2 separate regions of the Mus musculus genome follow, and region 1 is linked to region 2. Evidence: chromatin loops called from intact Hi-C (ENCODE). Cell type or tissue: gastrocnemius. All regions are shown on one strand. Links, peaks and the distances in the headings refer to the core of each region. The heading gives the core; the rest is flanking DNA.

Region 1 (12,689 bases), core at 4,528-9,527, 330 kb before region 2:
TGTGGACTCCGCTCTTCTTAAAGCTGAGCAGAGTGTTTTCCAATGTCTGTCCAGGCTTCCACTGTTATTTTCATTTAAGCCTAAATCATGTGGGCTGTGCTAACGGTTAACAAACTAGTTCAAGTTCTCCTTGAAAGGACAGTGCTTTTTACCAACACAGTCTAAGATAAATCTCCTATTCTGCACTGGCCATTCAATTTGTGAATAAAAGAGAGAGGTTATTTTTCTCTCTTGGTATGAAGTAGAGTGGGTATTTATCAATTGCTCCAAGAAGGTGTCATTTGTTTTTTAAGTAATTTGTTCAGGCCTTCTGTAAGTCAGCCAGCGGCTGCTGAGCCTGTACACAAGGCATTCCTCCTCCAGAGACTGGAGACTGATTAGAACTCACTTAGAAGGAAAAGGAAACCAAAAGCACAAAGTGAGCTTAGCATTTGTAAAGGATGATTGTGGTAGTGAATATCAAAAGTTGGAGTTCTCGGGGTGAGTTTTTTCTAAGTACAAATTATTCCCAGTGGTTTCCTTGTCCAACTCCAATGGTCTATTTTAGTAGAGTAGCCGCTGCTCTGATTTTCCAGCTAATTTTATTAATAAAACCATTTGTAATAGTGTGGCTCCTCTCTGGAGAGCAATGCGTTCTACACAGATGGTTTATATAATAAAGGGCTTGTGTAGAAGAGGGATGGACTTTTGTGGATTTGAGCCCTTGAATAGACAAGGTCTTGGACAGACACTTATAATCTTAGATCACACTCTCCCAAGAACTGGCATCTCCAAGGACCCTTTATTTTATGATTTGAGGAAAGGAAAGCCAGTTTAAACTCATTAGTGACTCTGTGAACCAGTCAAGGCTTTGCATCATGATGAATTTGCTGTGCTCTGACACATTTTCCAATGCATGCTTCACTGAATTTCCCCCAATTTCAACAGTGCTTCATCTCCTCTTTCAAGACACCTATTAATTACCTTACTTAGAAATTTATTTAACTGTCAAAGAGGAAATTTTAGGGAAGAGGACTGTGACACTTGGTTCCTCCTCAACTCGGCCTTTACCTTCATTTCTTATAAATATGGTTGGGGAGTGGTGATGTCCAGGCTTTTGTATATTATGACACTTCCACCCAGGGTAACAGGTTTGAGAAAGAACAGTGACTGTGTGAAGAGACCCCTGTTTGACTTTGTCCCTTCGCCTTGAAAGATATCATTCTCTTTCTTATATAGTAGAAAGGAGATGAACCTTGGCATTAAGCAGACCAGAAGCCATATCTCATCTCTGAGAACTGAGATATCGATCTTGAAATGATGTATTGGATGCCTAACACACAGTAGACATACATTACATTTAAGTTTTCTTCCCACTTGCCTTCTAGCATCTGTTTGTCAGCCTTGGGGTGTGGGAAGATGAAAGCCCACCAACTGCTATATAAGTAATAAGAGATTTTTAAGGCAAGGAAACCCTGCACCATTGCAGTGTGCAGGGTAGGTTCCCATGATGAGCTTCAGAGCCCTACAGTCTGCAAGCTAGGAAAGCTGCTGTCTTCTTCCTAATTTGGGCAAATGCCATTGCAGCCCTTCAGCCTAGGGAGGGCCAGCTGCTGAGGTCCTGCATCATCTGTGAGGGGGTATTCTGTTGTGTTCCCATAGAGACTTGCTACTATTTCTAACTAAAGTTGACCAGAAAAGGGGAATAAATCAGTAAATATGCAAACACACATATAAATTGAAAAGAAATGGGAAGAAAGTATCTGAGAACGATGGACAAAGTTGGCATAGGAGTCCTTTTTTCAGCTTAGAATTTTCCGAATTCTTCATTCAGAAGGCTATGTGTTATTTGTTTCTATTACATTACATTAACTCTGAGGAAGGCAGTAAGTACACAGCTGAGTAATTATTAAACAAAATATACCAAAAAGCAGGTTCATAGCCAGACTCTTAAGGAGCCACAGATTACTAGTTTTAAGGAATTTTATTGTACTCACAATGGCAGGAGGATTCTAACCCAGGGGTCAGCAAGCTCTTCCTGTTACAGAGAACATATCTTAAGCTTGAGGGCCTGGTTGTCTTGGTATACATTCTGACTTCTCCTGTGGTAGGGGAAAGTAGCCATAAGTAATACATAAATAAGTTGAACAGTGGTAGTGCATGCCTTTAATCCCATCCCTTGGGAGGAAGAAGCAGGTGGACTTGAAGCCAGTCTTGTCTAAAGATTGAGCTTCAGGTTCACCAAGGTTGAATAGAGAGAACCTGTCTTGAAAACAAACAAACAAACAAACCCCAAAACAAAACAAAATACTCTGTCTCTAGATAGAAAGAGAGAGAGAGAGAGAGAGAGAGAGAGAGAGAGAGAGAGGAGGGAGGGAGGGAGGAAGGAAGGAAGGAAGGAAGGAAGGAAGGAAGGAAGGAAGGAAGGAAGGAAGGACATATAGTAGACATATAGTTCAACATAACTATTGGCAAAGAAATTTGAATTTTATACAATTTTAGCATGTCACAGATATTCTTCATAATTTCCCTTATGTTGTTTTATTTTTTAAAAAAAAAAAACCATTTTTAGCTTATGGGTCATGCAAAAACAGGTGGTATGCTGGATTTGGCCAGAGGCCTGTGGTTTGCTGACTGTGGGTCCCAAAAGCCACCCTTTCATTTGTACAAGTTATTTGTTTATTTATAGTCATTTTAAGCCTTGTTTTTAGACATATTTAAGGAGTCCAAATGCATACAATCCAAAAACATAAAAATTAATTTAAAGGAGAAAGAAAAATATCAGCCCAAGAAAGACTAAAAGTGCAGAAAGACTCAGAAAAGAGAGAGGACACACTTCAGACAGGTCAGAGGAGTTGCAAAACATTAACCTTAATCTGTCCCTAGACTTCCAACAACACCAAATCCCAAAGAGGAAGTAGAGTATTTATAGTTCCTGGAGGAGGAGATGGGCTATCTTCTCAACAGTAGCCCATGCTTGCTGATTAGAATTTTGGAGAGAGACTCCTGAGGTGCTTTGTGTGTAATGAATGACATCCTCAGCAGAGCATCCTACACCAAGCACTGTCTTGAGGGTTCTGGAACCCTTGCCTGCGGAACCCTAATGTTATTTGATGGTATCACAGCAAGTGATAGGTCAGCAGAAACAAAGGGAGTAACACCATGGGTTTAATACAAACTATATTGGTCAGTTTCACAATAGTAATCATACAAACTCAATCTCACTCTATACCTCCCCCAGACCTTCCCTCTTTCCCTCACTCCCTTTCCACATCCATCCCCTTCTTTCCAATGACAAGTCTTGTTTGGGTTTTTTAAATAAAATGCAAAATAAAAACAGTATTGATTTCTAGCCAATGGTACAATGTCTCAATAGCTTTGCACTAAAGGTAGAGAGAAGGTAATGAAGAAAGAGAAGAGACAAGTAATGCTGCTTAGATATGGGACAGATGTTGGAAATAAACTCTTCCAGTCTCTTAAAGCTGAAATCAAAGTTGGACGAGGTTGACTATTGAGTCAAGTGACATTTCCAGCCAGCAACACATTGAGGACTCGTCTCCTGCTGGTTAAGTCACAGTCCTGTGCTTGCTCATGTTTCCAATTCCTATCATACATCACAAAATCACACACACACACACACACACACACACACACACGCACACACGCACGCACGCACGCACACTCACACGCACACACACATGCACACACACAGTGCACACGCACACACTCATATACATGTACACATGCATATGCACACACAGCACCTGCAACTGTATCATTCCACTCTGTCTGCCTTTCCAGGCTCTGCCTATCTCCTGTTCCAGTCCTATTCCTCTGTACACTGACCCTCTGCTCCTTTCCCTGGATCACTGAGCCTCTGCCTCTGCTGAGTATTTCATCCAGAAGATGCATTTTCAACCCCATTGCCTAGATGATCCCAACCCTTGGGTTTTCCCTTCTCTCTCACAGCATGGGTTGATCTTTTCTTTATATAAGCTTGTCAAGTGTGTGTGTTTCTTATCAAAGTTATTCTATCTCCACCAGGACAATGAGGATTAGAGCTTTTCTATTCTATAATCCTACAAAACCTTTGGGCTTTGCAAGTTCTCATTACAAGTGTGTTCTTAACTGAGGAGCATCCATTCATAAGTTGGGGAGCATTAAAAATATTAAAGAGCAAATTGGAACATCTGATCCCCACCAGCAGTGTTCTAGCTTCCTACTAACAGTGCCCTAGCTTCCTGTCTTCTTCCATATTAGACATTAAGGTTATCTGGTTGTCTTTGCTGAATTCCATTCCCCATCTGAAAAACAGACTAAATCAACATCACAGCAGCAGGTCACATGTTACCAGAGGCTGGGTTCACTCTTAGATTTTTCTGTGGACCTAACATGGCACTTGTTCCAATGCTGATTAGTTTTGTTTAAACGTGGGGAATTTCTGTATTTATGTTTATTATTGGCAAGTAGACAAGGCCTCTCACATTAGCTGAAGTAGGACTGGGAACTCTCTGCATAGCTTCAGTTTCAAGTTCATGGTAAATAATAAGTAAGTAAGTAAGTAAATAAATCCTGCCTCCTATGTAATGGGACTATTAACTTCAATCACTGCACCTCCCTCTACTTGAAGCAATGAAAAGAAACATGTATTGGCTCCCTTTAAAAGATGGACAGAAAATAATAACACCTACAAAGTAAATCTTACACAATCCTGAGCTCACTACCATTTCTCCCCATTGGCTCATACAAATTCATTGCTTCTTCTATTGTAGTAGATCTTTAGAAAACACTCAGAAAATGCATTTTTTCTCATGTCTTCACTTAACACGTGAATTCTCATTTGATCAAATTAGAATTTGAGCTAACTTGTTCTCCAAATGGTTGTAATATGATGGTACCTATCATCAATACTGTACTCTTCCTGCCTTGAGTAATGTGCTTAGAATAAAAATATTTAAGAGGGACTAATATGGAAGTGACCCAAACTCCCAGCAGCTCAAGTTCCTCTCCTGCTAGCTTTCCCCAGTGTCAGATGGTATTGTCAGAGTGGAGACATCTTAGAGGCTGCCATCACACTGAGTCGGATAAGGGGGAACTACACAAAGTTTCTAGAAGGCAGATGGAAACAGGAAGAAGAGAGCCTTGGCCTAAAACCAAGAGGAGAGGGTAAGAAACAGGTGCTCTATATTGATAGGCAGCCCCAAGGTGAGAACATACATAGTGCTTCACACTGACTTCACACAAAGAGACAAAAGGGGGCTGAACAAGGGGAAGTTAAGTCAGGAGCACCTTACCCAGCTAAGACATTTTATCAGACATGTCCGAGTTTGAGGGTACTTGTTGGCTGTTGGTTTTCACTGCTCTCAAAATAAACCTTCAAAAGAGCAGTTTGAAGCACTTTTTTACTCTAAACACCTTTCTGAGATGGATGAGTGTTCCGTCATAATGAGAATCTAATAACCTCACACAACGATTTGCACACAGGCTCAGCCTCTCCCCCTTTCTTCTCTTATAGCCTCCTACTCTATAAAACAAAAGGAACAAACCCTTATGGGAAAATAGCATTTACACTGAGGGCTTATAGAAGGCACCAGGAAGGTAATCTGTTCTGCTTTCCATAAGATTGCAGGGCTGAGGTACTGGGGAAAAGTATTTATTTTGTATTAAAATAGAACTCACCATTGTCTTCCTTGTACCCTCATATTTCGTACATTTCTTTACATGTTCCCATGGCCTGTTCTTTCCATGGGATGCTTGGCACATTCCAACCTGCTTAAAGGAGCTATGGCCACGTCTACAAAACAATAGCCTAGAAAATACTGCCTGTGCAGGAGTCATATTAAGACACGCTGACATGATTTATTTTAGGCTGGTCTAATTTGGGTCAGTCCTGGGGCCTGTGCTGATTTCCCTGAGCCTCAGGCTGTGTCTCTCCTGCAACATTTCTGGAGGGACAGAGATGGCACTGAGATGGATGAGGCTGGGAATGTATGTGATTTAAAATCTGAATAGGCTGCTGGTAGTGGACCTGAAAGGCAGAGCAAAGTGGCCTGTTCAGTGCTGAACCACGTGCTTATTGCCTAGGGAATGGAACGGACATTCTAAAACAAATACGGCTTGGCAGTGTCACTTTAAATAAGAAATGCCCCAGAACCTGAGTATGATTGCAGCTCAGAATATTGAGAGCTGAAATTCCAATTTGTTTTGAAATTTCCACTGTGATTTTCTAGGGTAAAGGCTGCCTTGATGAAAATATCAGATTCAAAGCTTAAGAGTAAGACTGAGTTACATGAACCATATTTTCTCATGTGGAAGTTGCTCCTCTGAACACAACAGGTATTTTGGAACCTGGTTTTCTTGACAATGGAGCAACCATAGACCAAAAGATTGTTTCCACTGCCTCCCCTACCAAACACTTCTGAATTTCCCTTCAGTGCTTGTGGATGTCAGTAGGGTGTGCTATTTCACAAAGAAAAGGAAGCTTTTTCATTCCTTGTAATGAAGCTAGCAGGCTGCTTTTCATCAGAATCAATAGCGTTACCTGATTGTGTCAACAGGACATTTTTCATAGTGAGAAAAAAAAAGCTAACATTATGTCTGGCATCCTCTTGGAAGCCCAGTTGCCGTAGCAGATTTATTGTAGCCTAACCCAGTTAGAAGTTTTATTATTTTAATTTTAATTTTTAAGATTTTTGATTCTAGGGAATTTCATACACATAAACAATACAATAATATCATATCTACTCTCTGAATTTCTATCTTTCAACTCCTTCTATATTTCCTTCAACATGTCCCCTCCCAAACTCATCTCCCTCCCCCCACCTTTTTTCCCTTTGTCTACTACTCTCTGGATCCAATTAGTGCTACACATATGGACATGCATATGGAGCCATGCACTGGATCATGAAACACCTTCTTAGTTGTAAAAACAAAACAAAAGAAAACACAAAATACAGAACATAAAACACAGCTCATAAAAGAATGGTTTTGCCCCTCTGAGCAGCTATGGACGAACAGTGGCTTCTCAGTAAGAAGTAAGGTGTTGAGAGCTCCTCCTCCAGCTAAGCTGGGGTTTGGTTGGCTTGCTCTTATGCAGGTCTTGTGCAGACAACCTTGGCTGCCGTGAGTTCATGAGTACAATAGCATGGGCAGAAACCTTTCCCAGCACTCTTCCCCAACCTCTGTCTTTCCCATTCTTTCTGCCTTCTCTTCCACAATGTTCTTTGAGTGTTGGCAGGAACAGGGGCTAATAGAGATATCCCATTCAGATTAAACATCCCATCTCTTATTTTCAGTGCTTTCACAAATTATGCATCTCTTCATAGACCACTATTCTCTGCAACAAGAAGCGTCTCTGTCCAGTCTGAAAATGGCACAGGTTTATAAGTGTAACTATACATATTTAGAAGACAATTTGAGAGCATTGCCATTTGGCAAAATAACAACTGCTGATTCTACTCCATTGACACTCTACAATAGTTTAGAAGTGCAATCAATATATCTATCCACGGGTGACTGAATAAGAGAAATGAGGCACATATACACAATGAAATATTACTCAACTGTAAGGAAAAATGAAATCCTGAAATTTGCAGGTAAATGGATAAAACAATAACAACAAAGGAAACATACTGAATACGGTATCTCAAGTGCAGAAAGACAAATGCAACCTGTTTTCCCTGTGTGTGTTAAACTTGAAGCATATATCTGGGAAGCCAGAAAAGAACCTCTGGGAAAGAGCCATGTTAAAGGAGGGTTTCAGATGAAAAGAAAGTAGAGAAGTGGAATACTGGGCATGGGGAAGCTTATACAGGAAGAACAACAGAAGTCCAGGGAAAATCGAGATGTGCAGGTAGAGGGTTAATTAAAAGGAAGGTAGATAAGAAACCCCATTGACGTCTACTTTCTTACAACCCAATTAAAAATATAACTGGAGGAATATTATAATAAATGTGATAGAAAAGAAGGAATAACCTGGTGGTTAAAGGATTAAGTGGGGCACATGAAGGAGATTTCATCATTGGTACTGAAGTCCTTGTCAAAAAGCCTGTAGTTAAGAAGTTCATAACCACTACAGTAGACCTGCTATTGTTATTTTGCAAAATCACCAATTGCATGTTTTACTGAGCAAATAGTCTATGGTACCAACTCCTAAGCATGGCTGACTGAGTGGCAAAAGAGCAGACCTCTCACTCCAAGCTATATTTGTTAATTTATTTTTTTACTGGCATAACAGAAATATCTGACAGAAGAATCTTAAGAGAGGAAGAGTTTATTTTGGCTGAAAGAATATGAATATGGTCTACCATGGCACAGAGAACAACACTTCAACTAAGACTGTAGCAGAAGAAAAATAAAGCAGTTGGTCACATTGTTTCCAGTGTCAGGAAGCAGGGAGACACAGAGATTTAGCCTGTACCTTTTCTTCTTTCTGTCCATGGAATGATGCCGTTCACACTCATACTATGCCTTCTTCAGTTAACCCTCTCTGGAAATTTTCTCCAACATACCCAAAAGTGTGTCTCTTAGGTGATTATAAGTCAAACCAAGTTAACAATAAAGGTAAACCATAATACTGGCCTTCCTTTGGAAAATATTCTGTGTGTTCATCCCAGGTCATTTTGGTTTTGCTTGCTTTAGCCTTTTTATTGAAAGGAACTTCAAACTACAGAAAACAAGCAAGAATAATAGAGGCGTACTTGTAGCCCTTTGCTCTTAACACAAATGTTTTGGCTCTATTTGTTTTAAAAACTGCCCATGATCCAACAAGCTCCTTCCCCACATCTTTTGCCTTATTTGTTTTCCCAAACTTTTGAGAGTAAGTTACATGGTCCTCTGTCCTTCAATAGTTTGTACAAAGTCAGTATTCCTGAGGATATCCCTGAACAAGTACTATCATAGTTTGCTTTATGTAACTTTATAAAACACTGATCAAAAATAACTTGGGAAGAAAAGGATTTATTTGGCTTACAGGTTACTGTCCATCGTGGAGGGAAGCTAAGGCAGAGGAAACTTGAGGCAGGATCTATAGCAGAGGTCATGGAGGAACACAATGCTTACTTGCTCACTCTCTTGGATTACCCAGTTACCTTTTACAGTGGATGCCCACCTGCCCAGGCATGGCACTGCTAGTGGGCTGGGCCCACCCCATCAATCACCAATCAGGAACATGTTTCTCAGACGTTCCCATAAGCCAATCTATGGAGGCCACTCCTCAATTGATACTCTTTCTTTCCAGGTATGAGTAAATTTGTATCAAATTGACAGAAACTATGACAGTTACCAACTTCAATAAAATGTTCTTTAATGGCCTATGTTATCCTACCATCTGCATTCCAATTCTGTAAACCAACATAGGAATACTTTTGGTGTCTCCTTTACATTCTAGTTGAAAGGGTATGGTATTAGGTTGCACACTTTATTGTGTTCTCCTATCTGTTGGGTCTGTTTTCAGTCCACTGCAGTTCAGTCAGAATTAACTATTGCACAGAGAGGATACAATAGAGTTGTAAATACTGAGGCCAGTGCAGATTTGGAGATGACCCTATAATGCTGCAAATCACTGTCTATTTGCAACCCTCCTTGTTGGGCTACTGCCATGTAGTGGAGACTGCTCTCTTCCACAGTTACCAGAGGAGAACTGTCATGTTTTCATCTGGAACGTAAAAATATAACTAAAGTGTCTTTCAAGACAATGCAGAGTCAAATGAACTCAGTCATCATCTGTGTTCATCTACTTGCAGTACATCCTCCTCAGAGAGGTGGTGCTGGTGGTCTGTGTATGGAGAGGAGGGACCAGATAGTTCATGAAAGAGGGCAGGGAGAATGCTAGCAGGCCATGGGAGGATAGTAAAGTAAGGACTGCCAATTGCAGTTACCTCAAGATTATGCAGGCTTTGTGAATGGGACCACTAATGAATGGAGCCAGGAAACTACCCTAAAGATAGAGCAGAAGACAAAGATAGAGGTCCAGAGTGGAAAAGAAGGGATTCTAGCTGGAGGTACCACAGCACTCCTAAAGGAGAAATAGGAACCCAGGACACACTTTTAGGCAAGTGATTCTAGCCCAATTATTGTTTATCATTTTTTCCCTTCTGTCATGTTCCTCTCAATTGGAGTGTGATGGAAGCTTCGGCAGCTGTGTAGTGTGGGCATGGAATGTGCAGCTATGTTCTTTAGATTTCAAAGGGTTCTAACCTATCAGTGAGACACACAGCTTTTGGAACTGCACAGTACTCTAAAACTCAGCATGCTTTTGGAGGCTTGTTATGGCACGGAAGCAGCTAAGATGGCCCCTGAAGTGACCATTGTATAACAGCAGTACCTGCCATCATAACTTGTTTATAAGAGTCATTAAATCAGCGCCTTCTTTCCTCCCTCTTAGCAGTCTGTTTTGTTTATTGCTGGGTTGTCTGCCTCTCCCACTGGAGTGTAATTTCATCTGTAGGGCTGATTGCTGCACTCTTCAGAAACTGACATCAAGTATAAAAACTAATAAATATTGGTTGAGTAAATGAGTAGCTAATCAGGAAAATAACAAATAAGATTCTGTTGTTTACTGGAAGACAAATATACCAGGTGCAGGAATTATTTGGCCACACTACCCATCTACAGTCTCCTTGCTATGTCTGTCCTGTCTTTAGTAAAACCATCTGGGGTCTAAATTCTGGCATTGCTCTTATAGGGATTCAGTGCTCAAGCAGATTTTGGTTGAGCATTATTTTGAGTATGCCTAAGAAGGTAACTGTGAGGATGATATTAACATTTGAAAGGAAGGTTGCTCTCTCTAATGTGTTGATCATCATCCAGTATATGGAAGACCTAAATAGAACAAAAAGGCAAACCTTCCCACACACAGAATACAACTACTCCTGCCTCACTGTTTCTAGACTTGAACGTCTACAACAATAGCTATTTGGGTTCTTGGGTATTTGGACTTATTTGGGTATTTGCACTCCTAAGGAATTCTCCTTCAAGCCTTGTTTTCTGTAACCATGAAAATAAATTTCTCATCATCAGTCTGTATATCCATCTATAGATCTCTTGTTGGCAGTGTTTCTCTGGAGAACTCCAACCAATAGAAACTTCTCACTATAGAGAAGAAAGTTATCTTCATCCACTGTTGGGTCCTAGGCTACCTTGTCTAGAGCTGGGTGTTCAGGACTTTCACTCCACATATTCTTTCTACTCAGATGTGACACTTGCTGAATGAGGTTCTAGCTGATGACCACCTGATGTCTGTAAAACACTCATGTTGGAGCCGTGAGGCTCTCCTCTATCACGCTTTATCATCCCTCCTTCAATCCTTTCCCCATCAGTCCCATTGAACATCCATTTGTAAGTTCACTTCTTTCTTCGTATTTTTCCATTCCTATTTTACTATAAATAGAGGCATCATCTCAATTTAACAAGTAGTATCATCTCAAAAAAAAAAAAAAAAAAAAGCTGTGAACATAATCCCAGCACTTGGGAGGCAGAGGTAGGTGGATTTCTGAGTTCAAGGCTAGCCTAGTCTACAGAGTGAGTTCCAGGAAAGTCAGGGCTATACACAGAGAAATCCTGTCTCAAAAAAACCAAAAGAAAAAAATATGACTCTTGTTTGGAATTTCTGATTGATTCATCAGTTGAGTTCACAGATAACTACACTAGAGGTTTTCTCTAGTGTAATAGCTGATGACTATGAGTTCTAGGTAAATCTTACTATTCTCAGATTGTACTAAACTTTTCCAATAAAACTCTGTTGTACAACTGAGGACTTTATTTGGTGATTAGCAACCTCAGAGTAAGCTTCAGTGGTATCATCATACCCATGGATTTTCTCACCTGAGTAACACCACTCTACTACCCTGGCAAGACTGCAAGACTCTACTCAATTTTCCTGTGCCAAGGTTCTCATTGTTACCATGACTGGACAAATGGAAAGATCATACCTTTCCATGCTCAATACTTCACCCAAAGGACACTAAAAGAGCCTCAGTGGGCATGGAAACAGCTCAGTTATCTTCTGCTCAGCCTTCTACATAAGCAGCTCCTCTCAAAGGCCTTCCTCTCCCAACCCTATGTTTATCATTTCTTGGTTCTAGGTTGCTATGAATCAGATACTTCCTCTGCTTTATCTAATGATAATTTTGTTTGATTTATCAAATAACCTAGGAGATTGAATAATATGGTCATTTAATATGAATATGTATTGTATAGTATGCATTAGTGAAATTCTTTTTATGAAGTTGTTTTGCTTTCTCTGTAATTGTGGTACAGTATCTTTTTCTGCACCATCTAAATATTCTTTTTCATAAAAGACCACAAGTTCACTTTTTTTTCATTCAGTAGACATTCACTGAGTACTCACCTTGTGTTTGGGGAAACAGCAGTAAACATACAGGCTTCATTATCCAAATTCTTGAGTTTGCATTCTAATGAGGGCAGGTTGGGTAACAAAATGATTACCAAAATACATAATACTTCAAGTAGGCTAAATATTCTGGAGAAGTACAAAGCACATGAAAATAAGCACATGCTCAAGGACCAGCTATAATTTTTAATAGTATATCCAGAGAAGACCTTACTGAAAAGATAGAATTTGAACAAATGCCCAAAGCAAGTGAAAACTGATTCTAGAGCTTTGGGGGTAAAGTCCTATAGCTATAAGAAAAAAATCATTAAGGAAGAAACATCAAAGCTGCCAAAAATATGAGAATTGAATGAATTGA
Region 2 (12,689 bases), core at 3,850-8,849:
TTTGGGCTTTCTAAACTTTGATAGACTTAGTGTTGAGTACAGCCTTTATTTGTTCTCCTATTTATATTACTGTTAAAGCATACCTTTATTAAATGGAGTGAAGGCAGCCTATTTGCCCCTAACTTATACAGAGAAGAACAAAGAACCTTGAAGAGAAGCTGCCTTTTTATTTTAAACTTGGCTTCCAGCTATTGCCACAGTGTCACCAGGGAAGGTCATTACTGGGCTGCCCAAGTTCCCGCTGAGGGTGCTAGTCATCTTGTGAGAGGCCTGAGGTTTCCTCCATCAAAGTAAAGTCAGTCTTTGATATGATTTAACGGTTCCTGGGATCAACCAACACATCATTGCATTCAATGTATTTTCCTTATTCTTGTTTTTTTTTTTAAACTTGTTCACTTTACATCCTACTCACTGCCCTCCTCCAGGTCATCTTTGCCTCCATCCCTCCTCCCCTTCCCCTCTGAGCAGGGAGGCTCCTGGGTGTCTCCCCACCCTGGCACTTCAAGTCTGGAGGCTAGGTGCATCCTCTCCCACTGAGAGAGAAAGACAACCCAGCTAGAAGAACATATCCCACGTACAGGCAACAGCTTTTCAGATAGCCCCCACTCCAGTTGTTCTGGACCCACACAAAGGTCAACCTGCACATCTGCTACATATGTGCAGACAGGCGTAGATCTGGCCTGTGTATGTTCTTTGGTTGATGGTTCGGACTCTGACAGCCCCAAAAATCCAGGTTAGTTGACACCGTCGGTTTTACTGTGGAGTTCCTGTCCCCTCCAGAGCCTACAGTCCTTCCTCCTATTCTTCCATAAGAGTCCCTGCTTATTAAAAATTGCACATATTTGGGAGATATCTTGTGCATGCGCACATGAGATAACATTCAAATCAAGATAAGCAACTTTATCGTTATCATTTCTTTTATTAGAAACATTCAAATTCTAACATTCTTGGAATATACAGTATACTGTTGTTATTGATCATTACCCTACTGTATAGCAGCAGTCCCTCTACATATTTAACTTAACATCTGTAACCAATCTTTCCCCACCTCCCATTCCTCAGTACTTACCACATCCAGCATCTGAAGGCCATTTATTCTACTCTTTTTTAAATTTATTTTTATTTTGTGTGCATGAGGGTTTTGCCTGCATGTATGTGTGTGCACCAGGTTTCTGTAATGTCCAAGGAGACCAGAATCATCAGATCCTCCTGGAAGTCCAGTTACAGACAGCCACAAACTATATGGGTGCTAGGTGTTAGCATTTTGTCTAATCTCTGCCCCACAGTTACCTGGCAATAGCCAGGTATGCCCGACTCATTATAAAAGGGGCTGCCTGCCCCCTCCTCCCTCTCTCTCTCTCTCTCTCTCTCTCTCTCTCTCTCTCTCTCTCTCTCTCTCTCCTGCTCTTGCCTTCCTGCTCCTACTCTCTCCCTGTTCCCTTCCCCCCTCTCTTCATGTACTCATGGCCAGCCTCTACTACTCTACTCTCTCTGTCTGTCTCTGTCTGTCCTGTCTGTCTGTCCCTCTCTCTCTATCTCTCTGTCTCTCTGTCTCTGTCTCTCTCTCTGTCTCTCTCTCTCTCTCTCTCTCTCTCTCTCTCGCCTACCCTCTTGACTCCCCTCCCCATGCCCTGAATAAACTCTATTCTATACTATACCATCATGTGGCTGGTCCCTCAGGGGGAAGGGATGCTTCCCCCATACCTGACTACACCTCCACCAAACATATCCCCTCGCTCTTTACCTTTCTATAAACACATCACTAGTAACCAAACTTAGAGAGGACCCTCTGCTCCTACTACTGAGCATCTCTCTGGCCCCCAGCATAACATTTTTAAACTCTGCATGTAAGTGAGACCACTTGGCATTTGTTTTCTTATATGTTTTATTTTACTTAGAATAATGTTTTGCCACATGGTGGGACTCATGGCTCTAGCTGCATATGTGGCAGAGGAATGGTCTGCATATGGTCCTGTGAAGGCTTGATGCCCCAGTATAAGAATACTAGGACAGGAAGCAGGAGTGGGTGGGTTGGGGAGCAGGGGAAGGGGAGAAGGGGATAGGGGATTTTCAGAGGGGAAACTAGGAAAGGGGAAAACATTTGAAATGTAAATAAAGAAAATAGTAAAAATTAAAATTAAAAAAGAATAATGTTTTGCTTTCCGTATATTATGTTGTCATAAATGATAGGATATAATGTTCTAGTGGCTGAATATAATATGCATGACCTTATAAGATAGATAGATAGATAGATAGATAGATAGATAGATAGATAGATAGTCAGATAGATAGATAGATAATCACATTTTTTTTCATTTATTTGAGGCAATATATATTTCAGCCTATTTACCATTACATAATTGAATCATGACAAAGATGATTACAGTGGTGGTAGATAATGATTTGCTATTGAGTCTCTTCAATGTTCTTGATATCAGTCCTTAGTCAGATGTATATTGGACAAATACTTTTCTTCATTATGTATATCTGTATTGCAGAATTCCATCCAGTTATATTTAAAATAGTTATTGATGGGAAAGGACTCACCCATCATGATGGGTGTTATATTGTTTTTTATGATGTTACTTGTTTTCTATATTGTTTTAGCTCCTCATTTCTTCCTCTCTCAGTGTTTTTGGTTGTGAGTTTTTCTAGTAGTGTTGTCTGGTTCTTTTTTTTTTTTTTTTTTTTTTTTTTGGTTGTTTCGTTTGTCTGTTTGTTTCGGGACAGGGTTTCTCTTGTGTAGTCCTGGCTGTCCTTGAACTCACTCTGTAGACCAGGCTGGCCTCAAACTCAGAAATCTGCCTGCCTCTGCCTCCCAAGTGCTAGGATTAAAGGCGTGCGCCACCACGCCCAGCGATTCTTTATTTTTTGTTATGGTGTAACCGTAGGTTTTCTCTTTGTACTTAATATTAAATATACAAAAAGATTATTTAGTACAAGTTATTTTGAAAATATGGCAACTTAATTTTGATCATAAATATTAAAAATAAAGAAAACCTCAATACATGCACTGTATTCTGTCATATATTTTAATTTCTAATGTTTCATTTCATCTTTTTCTATTGCCTATTTCTTAAAATAGCAGTGTAGTCATTTTCAAATTTTTTGATTTTTAATCCTCATACTAAAGATATTTGGAGTGCCATAGTTAAAGTATTAGAAGACACCACATCTGTCTGAAAACTCACTGCCCGCTTCCAGTGTTTTGTTTACTCAACAATGTCTTGTGCTCGCAAGAATTCCCCTTAGGATTTATTCTAGACTGAGTCTAAGTGGCAAGAATTCCCTTCGCTTCTATTTAGAAATATCCTTTTGTCTCCTCCTCTGAAAGCTTGCTTTGCTGAGTACACCAGCCATTATTATTAATTATTAGTTATTACTATTACTATTATCATGTATTCACTTTACAACCCAATATCAGCCCTTCCTATCCTTCCACTTCCTCCTCTTACACATCCTCCCTCCATTCCTTCTTCTCTTGCTATTTTCACAATTCTCTTCTTTTAACTTTTGAGACCTGATTATAACATGTCAACTTGGGGTAGATTTGGTTAAATCACATCTGTTACCTTTGACTTTCCTCCATCTGGGTATTTGGTTCTCTCTCTAGGTTTGGAAAGCTTTTTGTTACTATCTTTTTTAGGAAATACATTAATATCGTCATACATTTTTATGTATATACAAACCTATGTGTGAATCATGCTTATTCCTATAAAACCAGTTTTTAATATACTTTATTTATTAAATGTGTTCTTTGATAACGCATTTTATACGAATGCATTGCATAATACATTCGGGTTACTCTCTCTTCCTCCTCTCCCATCTTCCTCTTCCTCTGTCTAACTCCCTTCTAGCTGCAAGTCGCTTTCTCAAATTCTGGTCCTTTTGTTTTGTTTTGTTTTGTTTTGTTTTGTGACACCCTGAGTTTCACTAAGGCAGTCATGGGATAATGTGTGAGTCACACATGGGTATACAATGAAATATAATGGCTGAGCCTCTCCCAGAGTCCACTAGTAGCCAATAGTTCAGTAGGGAGGGGTAGGGCCCACGAGCCCCTCCCTTATCCATGTTTAACTGATGTCAAGGCGAGTGTTATACAAGACAGCCTCAGCTGCTGGGAAATCACAGTTGCATTGATCGTGGCATACCCAGAAATTAGCCTTTCACAGCCTTTCCGGCTCTTGTATACTTTCTGACCCTTCTGTCTATAACGATCCTGGAGCATCAGAGAGGAGGTAGAGATGTCCTGTTCAGGCCTGAGCACTAGACTGTCACTTTTTCTCAGCATGTTATTATATTTTTATAAGTTTTATCTCTTAAAATTTATGCATATGTATTTGTGTCTGTGTGAGTAGATGCCACATGTGCAGGGAAGAAGAGTCAAGGTCAGAAAGGAGCTAGAGTTACAGGCTATAGATGCCACCCAACTCTGCTAGGAATTGAACTGGGGTCCCTGGTAGAGAAGAAAAGACTTATTAGCTGCCGAAGCCATCTTTCCATCCCCTTGTTACTTTTAGTAAATGTTTAACTCTAGGATTCCGAAACCCTCACTGAAACCCCAAACCTGAGTATCTCTTCTTTTCATGATGTTCTGAGACCCTGCGAGCTTTCCTCATTCCTTTTCACTTTCTTCCTCCTGGATATATTCAAATATCTTGACTTCAAGTTCACTGCCCCTGCTGTTAGGTGGATTCTCTGTGGATGCTGTCAGTTCCCTCTTCATCTGCTCTGCATTTCAGCTCCAGGAGTTGTTACAGGTTCTAAAAATGATTTTACTTTCTGTAGCAAGGTTTCCTGGTGATTACTCAATTGTTTCTCCAGAGATTTTATTTTGTTGTTGTTATGGTTGTTGTCTGCTTTTATTTCTCATTTTCAAGACAGGGTTTGTCTGTGTAGCCCTGGCTGTCCTGGAGCTCCCTCTGTAGACCAGGCTGGCCTTGAACTTAGATATTTGTCTGCTTCTACATCTCAAGTGCTGGAAAAAGGGTGTGCTCCCACCACCACCACCCAGATTCTCTTGTGCTTTTAAGGATCATGTTTCAGTAGGTTATTTCTAATGTATTATCCACCCCTGGACCAGTTCTGGCATACATATACATATACATGTACATATACATATTTTTTGAGATTATAATTATGTCACTTCCTCCTACCCTTTCCTCCCTTCAAACCCTCCTATACATCTTTCCTTGCTTTCTTCCAAATGCATGGCTTCTATTTTTCATTATTTGTTGTCACAAATATATACATACACACATACATACATACATGCACACATACACACAGAGACACATGCATGCATACATATACACATGGACACACACATATATACATGGATATACACAGACATACAGACACACACAAACATACACATATATACATATACACACATATATATGTATATACATATACACACACAGAGACACACATACACAGACATAGATACACAAACACATACACAGACATACAGACACAGACACACACGCACACATACACATACATGCATACATACACACACATACACAAACACACAGACACATGCACATACACATATATATAGTCTTACATTCATAAATACAACCTACATAATGTTACTTTTATGTACATTTTCAGGGCTGTCCATTTGGTATTAGATAACCAATTGGTGTGTTCTTTCTTGAGAAAGACTATTTCTCCAACTCTTGCTTGACCATTACACAAAACAGGATCTCATTAACTCAGACAAGCTTCTAAGTTGCAATCCTCCTGCCTCAACATACTTAGTGCTGGAAGTACAGCCATGTGTCACCATGCTCAGCTTCTCTGTATCTTCTTGAAGTTCACGACTTTCCATCAAATAACTGTTTTGAATTCTTGTCCAAGAGGCCAACATATCCACCACCTCATCATCGGCTTTTGACATCTCAGCTCCCTGGAAGCTCTCGATGCTTGTTAGTATCTGACAGCATCCATGCACTGAAGCATTCGGCGTGTATTCCAGCTGTCACTACTTGGCTTTAATGGTGCCTGGCCTGGGAATTCTAAGAAGGTCGTTCTGGAGCCTGTATTTATTGCCCACGGTTGCAACACTAGAGGGCGCTAGTCCCAGTAAATTCAAAACTAGTGCTGCTATTCTGCTATCCCTAGCTTAGGTTTGTTGCAATTGGTACCGCTGTATGTGGTAGATTAGGGGACTGCCTAGATAAGGTGATCCAATCTCAGGACCGAACACCTCATCTACAATCACTAGCCTGCAGTCAGGAACAACAGGGTTCTAAGCAGCCCTGAGCCTTACCACAAGGGATGCAGCTCAAAAGGCCAGGTTTGGGTGCCTCTCTGGAGCCCTTAGGTTCCTGAGTCCAGTGTAACTATGTTTCCATGGCCTGTCTGGTGATGTCGTCCCTTTGGCTGGACACCACTGCAGCCAGGTACAGGCAATGCAAACTGGAATTTTATGTGACATCCAGGCTTTTCTGCATGGGTGTTGTTCATGGGAAGAATCTACAGCCCCAGCACTGAGTTTCAAGTAAAAGTTCTATACCTCTTTCCATCATACGTTACTTGCAAATAAAATGTCTTTGAACTTGCTGCCTGAGATTGAAGGTGAATAGTGGAGGTAATCCCTTGGCTAACAAGATTGGTGTTAAGTAGTGTCATACCTGATGCTACAACCTTTAGAACTGGTATACTGGCTGAGTTAGCAATTGTGTAAGTGAGAACCCGGGTCCAGCTCACCAATGTCAGAGATGCTTGCCTAGCTCTGGGGTGGATCCAGAGACTCTCTGTGAAGATTAGCCTGGGAGCAAGGGCAGGGTGGAGGAGTCTACTCAGTACTGAATTTCACCCTAGTGAGAGGTTGGTTCAAGTCTCCCTCCCCTCCCAAAAAGTGTCTCTCTCTAGGCCATTTGCTCTCAACCTTTGATCCAAGTGACCCTTTTACAGGGGTCGCCTAAGGCCATCGGAAAACACAGATATTTAGGTTACAATTTATAACAGTGAAAAAATAATCTTATGGTTGTGGGTCACCATAGCATAAAGAACTGTATTAGGAGCACTGGGAATGGTGAGAGCCTCTGTGGTTCTCTAGGCTGTTTGATTCTTGGATTTGGAGGGTTTCCCTCCGGCTTGCTCAAACATCATTTTCCATTATTATACTAAAACCCAGACACTATCATCTTTCTTCTGGTTTAACTCTTGTGAAGGTTAGTCATATGGAAATAACTCCAACTGATGTTTCTGAAGGTAAGCAATTGCTGCTATCGTCTTGCTGTGCCCTGTTCAAGAGGACTCTTGTAATTAACTCAGTGTTTGTTTTTAAGTAAATTCTTGAAAGAAATCAAACTCAAGCACTTTCTAAGTGTGGTCCTATTTGGACTTCTTGGGCCTTTGGTTATATTCTGTTTTCTGCTTCTGCTGCTAGGACTGAAAGGCTCCCTCCAGAGGCTGCAACTGGAATACGTGGATGTGGTCTTTGCAAATCGCCCAGACAGCAACACTCCCATGGAAGGTGAGTAAAAGAATCTAATAAGAAAAAGAGGCTACAGAATTGCTGGACCTAGCCTGAAGACTGTTTCTACTACAGTAAGTAATGAAGTATGTTCAGATTGTTAAGCTAGAATTTAAAAAAATAAAACCTTTCCAATGTCCTTTAGCTTCTGTATTGACCCCAAAAGCCAAGAGACTACTACGTAGGTTTATTTTCCTCCCCGCCCCACTCCTCCTCCTCTTCCTCCTTCTAACTTCCTTCTTTACCTTTATTTTCAGTTTCCTTTCTTGGTTGCAAAATACTCATTTCTTCCAGATTCACTTCACTTTTATGATTTCATCAACTGAAACGATTACGTTACTCAGATAATCCAACCACTGTTTCTGAGGCTCCTCTACAGAGCTTCCTTTTCTATAATGATGCTAAGTCTGATTAGTTTGCAATCCTGCCTGATAAATGCTGAGACATGCTGTGAGTGAGCAGGCATTGGACAGGCAGACCTACTTAATAAGGCTCTTCTTTGCAGTTTGGGTTTGGTTCTCTGCAAGCTGTGCTCCTGTCCCCCCTGTCAGAAAACCACAGCTTGTCCCCTGTGAAAGCCTTTAGAATACTCAAAAAGCCACATTTTCAATTGTATCCATTTGTCAATCTTACCTGGGATGACTGAGAAATAAGATTTGTTCTGTGAAGATTTGTTCTTACTGTTAGATTATGGAAATTAAGGAGAATATGAATGATTCAAGTTCATAGGAATTTTCTAAGTTGCATTTTGTAGATCGTCATTCATTTCAAACATATGTTATGGAGACTATTTGTATTGCCATTTATCTTTCCCAAATACAGAGAAACTATGTGTATATACATATATTTATATACACATTATTATCTGTGTTTACATATCATATATATGTGTGTGTGTATCTGTCAAAACAAAGGCTGTTTGATATGCAGATCATAAATAGTATTAGAGATACTTATTTCAATAATAGCATGCTGTCACACAATTCACAAAGATACATTCAAACAGAGCACTAAAGCCATTTAGTCAGCAAAACTACCAAATAAAATATTGGATTTTAAAAGGCTAATTGTTTCTCCATTTTAAGTACCTGGTGGCTCTTTTCCTCTTTGGAATGGTGTCTGTTACAGTTACACCATGTACATATAGACAACAGCTGAGTTTGTCCTCCTACCTATCCTGCATCCTACTTTACCTTTAATTTTAGGGATATATTGTAGCCCCTCAATCAGGAAATATAAGCTGCAGTATAGCTATAAAAAGAAAACCATATTATAAGGGCCTCTCAAGTGAAAAGGATACAGTATGTGGGTAAAAGAAGGAAATTCTCCAGCCATGTGATGCTAACAGGTTAAGTGTCTCTTGTATAAATACCAATGGTATGTTGAAATTTAGTTAAGAAATTTCCAAGTATTTTTTTTTTAAAGAACAGACTGCTATTCCCTGATAGAGTCTGTAATGTAGCATTATCTAACCTCTCCTGAAATTGGAGAAAATTACGTTTTTCCCTAAGATTTTCAAATAAAGTTCTACAAGGTAAAGTGGGAAGCTATATCATACTTAGTCATTGTACGAAGAGTGTTAAACAATGGGTATTTCCCACCTACTGAGTAAGTCACAAAGCATAGGCCTCTGTAGCTCCCTTAGCAGAGATTACCACCTTGTACTGGAATGCAGTCCCTCCACCTCTCCCTGCTGCCAGCCAGACACCACCCCCAGCAGACTACCAACCCTGAAGTTTCCTCTGCCTTGGGTCTAGTGAACAGGCGCTCCAGGCTGTTCTCAGGAAGACTCACCCCAAATGGTTTCCGTGTAGCTTATTCTAGCTTTCTGATAAAGTTATATTCCATAATTGCCTATAATTTATAATCACTTATTTATAGATCAAATAGAAATACCAGAGTCCGATTCTGGTTATGGACGCACAGATTGTACAGTCTTTCCTGCTTTACTCTAACAAGGCAAGGGCTGGAATATCGAAAGAAAAAAGTGAAGTACAGAGACAAGATGACTTCCTCAAAGTGCAGGGATTGGGGATATACCTGAGTTGTTTCTAGACTCTGTGTTAAGATTCAGGCTGGCAATGAATGTGAATCCTGCATGCCTGCACATAAGTCAAAGTTATACGGGCACATTGCGGTTTACCTGGGAGGATGACTAGTGCTCCTAAATGCCTAGGAGACAGGCTGAATATTACCAGAACTACCCTTGGAACCTTTCGGTAACCGCTAGTCAGTGTAACTCTACAGCCCTTATTCGGCTCTTCCAGACAAAATGACAAAAACATCTTCAGGTATTCACCCAGCCAATATCTTCAAATAATAGCAGAAACAATCTCTAATACCATTCACCTGCTTTTATTATCTCAGTACATCACAACTTAGTTGGACCCATTTCTATTTGCAATTAGTGACACAGCAGTAATTACCAAGCATATATTAATTGCATGTGTATCAATACGCCAGAGCTCAGCATTTGTAGATCCTCATTCATTCCAAACATTAGAATTCTCATCGGTGAAGAGGCTAATTCTTTTAGAGAGGCTGAAGCAGCTCTCCAATGAAGCAGCCCAGCCAAGGCATCAATAGCCCCTCACTGTTGCCGATTACCCAAAGGAGAGGAATAAAGCAACCAGCATGAAACACTGGGTGGCTTCTAGCCACCAACTCTGTGAGTGTCAAGATCATCTGTGTGCACGCTTTGGGTAGCTCAAAGTCACATTTCCATTTCAAGCTGTTAAAAATGCCATGAATCAGTGCTAATTGGGGGTGTATCTAAAATAAACCAGGATGAGTTTTGGCCAACTTCTGCATATCAAATTTCAACCAATTGAGCCAGAAAAAGATCAGTCATTGCACCTTCTTCACCATATATGGGCATCGTGTATCCCTTGCGCCGTTGCTACCCATCCCTGCCATTCTTGCCAAAAATCAAAAGACGAAAAGCAAGTTCTATCAAGAGAATGGTGGTAGTTTCCAAATGTGCAGTCAGTGGAGGAAATCAAAGCACTTCGTTTGCGATCTGCCACCTGACAGAATACAATTTGGTTTTGTGCTGACAGGAAAATGTGACAGTAGAGGGGAGCACACGCGCGTGTACGTTTTTTTCTCTCTGTCCTTCTCATTATTTTTCATGGTTCACCTAGTAGTAAGGCATTTTTCTTTCACAGCAGCTGCTGGGCCATCTGTCTCTGCTATACTATCTGCCAATAGTGGCATGGTTTCCAATCGTAGGGGAAAAAATCAGCCCAACATCCTATGTCTTCCTTCCTATGAGGATACATCTCTCCTTAGAACCACTGAGAGTCCCTTGTTAATTCTCTCACTTTCATACGTCAGTATCCATTTCAAATTCTTGCCTTGAGCTCAGAATAAGGGAAGGCTCACGACAACTTCAGTCACTCTGCACATGGATTGACAGAGACGTTGTGTCCCATGCGGGTTTGGAGTTGTTTTTCTGCTATTGTCAATTGCAGGGTAATTCTCCAGGGAGAAAGCCATTGAACACATTATATCATTGAAGTGGTGATAGATGTAAAGTGTGGACCACTTGTGACTAATGGCAAAAAGAAGAGGCACTTTAATATATAGACTTTTAAGATTTATTGACAAAATATGATGATGATTTTTCAAGTTAAATTACATTTTAGTAAGAATTTGATTTTAAAACATGCTTGAAATCAAGTCTTTTTCATGTAGAGCTCATTGCCAAAACTAATCATCTAGAATTCCTGAATCATTAAGTATGATGTCTATACTAATTACTGTTCACCTTGTTCATGTTCCTTTTCTTGAGGCTTGTATAGCCATTGTATTAGTCAGGGTTCTCTAGAGTCACAGAACTTATGGATAGTCTCTAGATAGTAAAGGAATTTATTGATGACTTACAGTCGGCAGCCCAATTCCCAACAATGATTCAGTCGCAGCTGTGAATGGAAGTCCAAGGATCTAGCAGTTACTCAGTCTCACACAGCAAGCAGGCGAAGGAGCAAGAGCTAGACTCCCTTCTTCCAATGTCCTTATATTGTCTCCAGCAAAAGGTGTAGCCCAGATTAAACGTGTGTGCCACCACACCCTTAATCCCAGATGAAAAGGTGTAGCCCAGATTAAAGGTGTGTTCCTTAAACTCAGAGATCTAATCTTCTGGAATCCATAGCCACTGTGGCTCAAGATCTCCTTACCAAGATCCAGATAAGAATCTCCAAGCCTCAAGATAAGGGTCACTGGTGAGCCTTCCAATTCTGGATTGTAGTTCATTCCAAATATAGTCAAGTTGACAACCAGGAATAGCCACTACAGCCATCAAGCAACGCAGATGTCTTTATTTCAAATAACGGTGATAAGACCGAAGTCCACTTCACTTATCCCCACCATATTAACCAAAGAGCAGATTCTGTAAATATTTTTCATAGGTCATGGTTTTTACTGTTGCTACTATGCAAACAGGAATCTGAAGACTTGGGAATCTAAGATATTCGTGACAACTCACAAAACAAGAGAGCACAGAAAACAGCCTCGATTGTCAATCTTTTATTGGTTCGAAAATACAGAACCTGGGTACTTTACTTTCCAAAGTAAATGTTTTAGAACAAAAGTTTAAACACCTGATATATATATATATATATATCATGTACCTACAACTGGTCAGTGCATCTGGCTCTAACTTTCATTATTCTTTCATTTCAGAGGCATTATTTCATTATTTCATGCCTCTAAAAGGTGCCCCACCATGGCCCCAAAATCATAATAAAAGCAAGAAGAAAACCTCTGCAAGCCATATGACAATGTTGTGCCAGAAAGATATAACACAAGACATTTATGCAATTTGAATTATTTATTAACCATACTAAAAAGAAGAAGAAAAGAAACAGATAGGTTTGGTTACAGTATTATTTTAACTACTCATACTATTTCAACATGTAACAATTTTAGAAATGTATGTTTTACTCTTTTCATACTAAGTATTTGAAATCCACAGTATATACCATAATTTGGACTTACACATTTCATATGCTAAGCCCTATGTGTCAGGAAAACTATTCTGTATAACCAGAGGTAAAAGCTCCTCCCAGTCTGATAGCAGCATGGGGTATTAGCCTTGTGTGTCTGTGTTGCTCTGACTATGATATGCAGCATCACTCATAGTAGCTTCAGAGACATTCCAGCCCATCATTTCAGGGAAGACATTACCGGAAGCGTGCAG

Evidence for each region. A loop is a pair of places that touch in the nucleus more often than their neighbours do. Peaks named below come from ENCODE experiments on the same cell type or tissue, not always from the same donor. Only the 100,000 strongest peaks of a DNase experiment are listed, where the experiment ranks them.
Region 1: a loop joins it to region 2, with 3 times the contacts of the local background. A loop is called at or near these places in 8 of 42 quality-filtered maps.

What each region holds. Positions count from the first base shown.
Region 1 is chr3:64,978,120-64,990,808 of GRCm38, forward strand. It overlaps a transcript of Kcnab1 not described here. Among named protein-coding and RNA genes, the nearest start is that of Gm25222, 90 kb to the left of the region's middle. In gastrocnemius, for the core only: a CTCF peak has its summit at 6,433; no DNase peak of the experiment used is centred there; H3K4me3 peaks cover 888 bases; H3K27ac peaks cover 1,480 bases.
Region 2 is chr3:65,312,017-65,324,705 of GRCm38, forward strand. Kcnab1 (potassium voltage-gated channel, shaker-related subfamily, beta member 1) reads left to right here. Exons shown (of 14, transcript NM_010597.5): 8 at 7,403-7,489. A730090N16Rik (RIKEN cDNA A730090N16 gene) reads right to left here. Exons shown (of 4, transcript NR_040390.1): 4 at 12,004-12,689. Among named protein-coding and RNA genes, the nearest start is that of A330015K06Rik, 16 kb to the left of the region's middle. In gastrocnemius, for the core only: CTCF peaks have their summits at 4,900, 6,066 (motif pointing right) and 7,426; DNase peaks (open chromatin) are centred at 6,041 and 7,429.